Linked DNA regions of Homo sapiens: region 1 is linked to region 2. The links are chromatin loops, found by intact Hi-C in ENCODE. Cell type or tissue: heart right ventricle. All regions are shown on one strand. Region 1 overlaps PGR (progesterone receptor). Region 2 overlaps PGR (progesterone receptor).

Region 1 (2,500 bases), 58 kb before region 2:
ACCAGCCTGACCAACATGCAGAAACCCTGTCTCTACTAAAAATACAAAATTACCCAGGCGTGGTGGTGCATGCCTGTAATTCCAGCTACTCAGAGGCTGAGGCAGGAAAGTTCCTTGAACCCAGGAGGTGGACGTTGTGGTGAGCCGAGACTGTGCCTTTGCTTTCCAGGCTGGGCAACAAGAGCGAAACTCCGTCTGAAAGAAAAAGAATAGAAAATCTTGCTATTTTCTGTTCTCTCTTCTTGTGAGATATCAGTATAGGGTAGAAATAGATGATCAACTGATAGACTGACTTACACACACCTTGCTCTCACAGTCACTCCTATAGCCTAAATATATAACTTGTGGTAAAAAAAAAAAAAATTAGAGTCAAATCAGAAAGTAGTATGCAGTACACTCTGCTAACCTCCTGTAGGACTGGCACTATGTGCACAAAAGTCAGCAAAGATATGAGGCTTCACAGTTACCCTTTATTAGGTGAAGGCTTAATTCCTGGGACTCTAAACAAGAGATGAACACTATGTGAGTGTACATGAACATAAGTTTATAGAGGCATGCATCTTTAAGAAAATATTTGTGCTTTTCCAGAAATGCATGAGGTCAGGAACCTTCTTGATATCAGCTGTCACATATATAGGCCTTTTGGCATTTTTGCCCTTTGCCGTTTAGGCTAATCCTTTCCCCTGCTTGATTAAGTACATGTTTTAGGTACCTCTGAGTTCCTTTACTACCAACTTTGGCCAGAAGACTCTGATTTTAATCTTAACTAATGTAAAATACTACAGGAAAATCCCATGATCTTTTAAAATTATGTGTCATGCTTCAGCAGTATAAGTAGGCTGAAGTAGGCTGATGATATTAAAAGACTCACAGTCTGTTTTAAAGAAATTTATTGGGAAAAAAAGAGAGTGTCAAAAATAGTAAATTAACGTTTACATGTTTAAGCTGAATTTTTTTATTTTTGTTAAATCTAAATAAATTAGATTGTTCCGTGCCTTATTAACATATTTGTGGTTTAAAAATCATTATTGAATATTAAATTCATGTGCCAGACCTTTTTAAAGGCATCCATAGTTTCCTCTACACAAAGTGACCCCAGGGTGATGTGCGATGTGTATTGTCTATACTTCTATAAAGTTTCTCCTCTTTATTGAGTACTTCTATCTGTTTTAAGTTCTTCCTTTATCATTATTTCTGTTCAAGGTATTTTCTAATGTGTAGTCAAAATAAGGCAGGTATTAAATTCAGTACAATAAGTGATCTTTTTTACATGCTCTTCCATTGATTCCTTAAAGAGAGAACCAGCTCTGGGATTTTTCCAATAGAACTAAGCATTTAGATTTTTTTTTAAAAGGTCTTTTCCAGAGGCCTCTTCAATTCTTTAGTCTGTATCTGTTTTCTTGAAGGCATCAATGTCAGAAAGAAAGGTTTTACTAGAGTTTGACCACCTGGTACAACTAATGCTTATCAGAAACGTGTAGCTAATCTTGAAATGACATCTAAAGGCAATCTGATACTGACACCATTAAGAAGATAAACAGAAATCTCTTGCAAAAGATTTTTAAAGGAGCCCTAGGATTGATTCTTCAGCTATGCTCACCTAATTTAGGCTCCTAAAGGCACAGGTAAAGTACTGAGCAGTTTTATAGCTTCACCAACATTCAGCTGTGCCAGGCAGGAAGCTGGCTGAGTCATGCACTTGCTGATGTGTATCTAGTCTCTATTTCAGTTGTCACTGCATAGAATTTCCAGTGAATCTTAGATATTGTAAATAATTTTGACTCATTTTGTTTTTTTAGGGCAGCACAACTACTTATGTGCTGGAAGAAATGACTGCATCGTTGATAAAATCCGCAGAAAAAACTGCCCAGCATGTCGCCTTAGAAAGTGCTGTCAGGCTGGCATGGTCCTTGGAGGTAATTCTGATGTTTTCATCAATAATATACTGTGTAATCTTTATACTATAAAACTGTGTGTCAGAAAATTGCAATTTCTTATTCATCTTTGTTTTTGTTTTTTCTGTCTTGATTATTGGCAGTGACTCTGCACATGTGAGTGTCTGAATGAAGCAACCAATACCATTCCATTAACTTTACAGTTTTCTAGCACATTGAGGTCTGTTAAGAGAAGAAAACTCAATTCATCTATATTGCCTATAAGTAGAGGTAATGGGCAATGTACTGACCTGTCATTAAGTAACATGTGTGGGAGTCTAGGCTTTGCTGCCCATCTCCTGTGTGACCACAGCTCTTCCTGGGCATCAGTCTACTTATCTGTAAAACGAGAGCATTAACATTCCTTTCAGCTCAAAAAATTGACTCTGCAAATTGGTCAGGTACATTGCTTACTAGCTTCTCCAAGTGATTGATTAAAGCAAGATTACTGTAACTGGGGTAGGAATCCATTTGATGAAGAGTTATATTAATAATTCCCTTTTCCCATATTTTTATTAGAATCTCTAAAACTTTCAGTAATATAGCACACATTTAAAAAATTAATG
Region 2 (2,500 bases):
CTGTCTTTTATTGCTTTGGAAGGATGGCTATTACATTTTTAGTTTTTGCTGTGAATACCTGAGCAGTTTCTCTCATCCATACTTATCCTTCACACATCAGAAGTCAGGATAGAATATGAATCATTTTAAAAACTTTTACAACTCCAGAGCCATGTGCATAAGAAGCATTCAAAACTTGCCAAAACATACATTTTTTTTCAAATTTAAAGATACTCTATTTTTGTATTCAATAGCTCAACAACTGTGGTCCCCACTGATAAAGTGAAGTGGACAAGGAGACAAGTAATGGCATAAGTTTGTTTTTCCCAAAGTATGCCTGTTCAATAGCCATTGGATGTGGGAAATTTCTACATCTCTTAAAATTTTACAGAAAATACATAGCCAGATAGTCTAGCAAAAGTTCACCAAGTCCTAAATTGCTTATCCTTACTTCACTAAGTCATGAAATCATTTTAATGAAAAGAACATCACCTAGGTTTTGTGGTTTCTTTTTTTCTTATTCATGGCTGAGTGAAAACAACAATCTCTGTTTCTCCCTAGCATCTGTGGACTATTTAATGTACCATTATTCCACACTCTATGGTCCTTACTAAATACAAAATTGAACAAAAAGCAGTAAAACAACTGACTCTTCACCCATATTATAAAATATAATCCAAGCCAGATTAGTCAACATCCATAAGATGAATCCAAGCTGAACTGGGCCTAGATTATTGAGTTCAGGTTGGATCACATCCCTATTTATTAATAAACTTAGGAAAGAAGGCCTTACAGACCATCAGTTAGCTGGAGCTAATAGAACCTACACTTCTAAAGTTCGGCCTAGAATCAATGTGGCCTTAAAAGCTGAAAAGAAGCAGGAAAGAACAGTTTTCTTCAATAATTTGTCCACCCTGTCACTGGAGAAAATTTAAGAATTTGGGGGTGTTGGTAGTAAGTTAAACACAGCAGCTGTTCATGGCAGAAATTATTCAATACATACCTTCTCTGAATATCCTATAACCAAAGCAAAGAAAAACACCAAGGGGTTTGTTCTCCTCCTTGGAGTTGACCTCATTCCAAGGCAGAGCTCAGGTCACAGGCACAGGGGCTGCGCCCAAGCTTGTCCGCAGCCTTATGCAGCTGTGGAGTCTGGAAGACTGTTGCAGGACTGCTGGCCTAGTCCCAGAATGTCAGCCTCATTTTCGATTTACTGGCTCTTGTTGCTGTATGTCATGCTGACCTTATTGTTAAACACAGGTTTGTTTGCTTTTTTTCCACTCATGGAGACATGGGAGAGGCATTATTTTTAAGCTGGTTGAAAGCTTTAACCGATAAAGCATTTTTAGAGAAATGTGAATCAGGCAGCTAAGAAAGCATACTCTGTCCATTACGGTAAAGAAAATGCACAGATTATTAACTCTGCAGTGTGGCATTAGTGTCCTGGTCAATATTCGGATAGATATGAATAAAATATTTAAATGGTATTGTAAATAGTTTTCAGGACATATGCTATAGCTTATTTTTATTATCTTTTGAAATTGCTCTTAATACATCAAATCCTGATGTATTCAATTTATCAGATATAAATTATTCTAAATGAAGCCCAGTTAAATGTTTTTGTCTTGTCAGTTATATGTTAAGTTTCTGATCTCTTTGTCTATGACGTTTACTAATCTGCATTTTTACTGTTATGAATTATTTTAGACAGCAGTGGTTTCAAGCTTTTTGCCACTAAAAATACCTTTTATTTTCTCCTCCCCCAGAAAAGTCTATACCTTGAAGTATCTATCCACCAAACTGTACTTCTATTAAGAAATAGTTATTGTGTTTTCTTAATGTTTTGTTATTCAAAGACATATCAATGAAAGCTGCTGAGCAGCATGAATAACAATTATATCCACACAGATTTGATATATTTTGTGCAGCCTTAACTTGATAGTATAAAATGTCATTGCTTTTTAAATAATAGTTAGTCAATGGACTTCTATCATAGCTTTCCTAAACTAGGTTAAGATCCAGAGCTTTGGGGTCATAATATATTACATACAATTAAGTTATCTTTTTCTAAGGGCTTTAAAATTCATGAGAATAACCAAAAAAGGTATGTGGAGAGTTAATACAAACATACCATATTCTTGTTGAAACAGAGATGTGGCTCTGCTTGTTCTCCATAAGGTAGAAATACTTTCCAGAATTTGCCTAAACTAGTAAGCCCTGAATTTGCTATGATTAGGGATAGGAAGAGATTTTCACATGGCAGACTTTAGAATTCTTCACTTTAGCCAGTAAAGTATCTCCTTTTGATCTTAGTATTCTGTGTATTTTAACTTTTCTGAGTTGTGCATGTTTATAAGAAAAATCAGCACAAAGGGTTTAAGTTAAAGCCTTTTTACTGAAATTTGAAAGAAACAGAAGAAAATATCAAAGTTCTTTGTATTTTGAGAGGATTAAATATGATTTACAAAAGTTACATGGAGGGCTCTCTAAAACATTAAATTAATTATTTTTTGTTGAAAAG

What was found. Peaks named below come from ENCODE experiments on the same cell type or tissue, not always from the same donor. Only the 100,000 strongest peaks of a DNase experiment are listed, where the experiment ranks them.
Region 1: it touches region 2 in a loop (2.4-fold over the local background); 1 of 110 quality-filtered maps calls a loop at or near these places.

Annotation. Positions count from the first base shown.
Region 1 is chr11:101,091,176-101,093,675 of GRCh38, reverse strand. PGR (progesterone receptor) reads left to right here. Exons shown (of 8, transcript NM_000926.4): 3 at 1,800-1,916. Among named protein-coding and RNA genes, the nearest start is that of PGR, 37 kb to the left of the region's middle. In heart right ventricle, no CTCF peak of the experiment used is centred here; no DNase peak of the experiment used is centred here.
Region 2 is chr11:101,032,934-101,035,433 of GRCh38, reverse strand. It overlaps PGR (progesterone receptor), which reads left to right. Exons shown (of 8, transcript NM_000926.4): 8 at 1-2,500. Among named protein-coding and RNA genes, the nearest start is that of PGR, 96 kb to the left of the region's middle. In heart right ventricle, no CTCF peak of the experiment used is centred here; a DNase peak (open chromatin) is centred at 1,133; H3K4me3 peaks cover 1,579 bases; H3K27ac peaks cover 1,623 bases.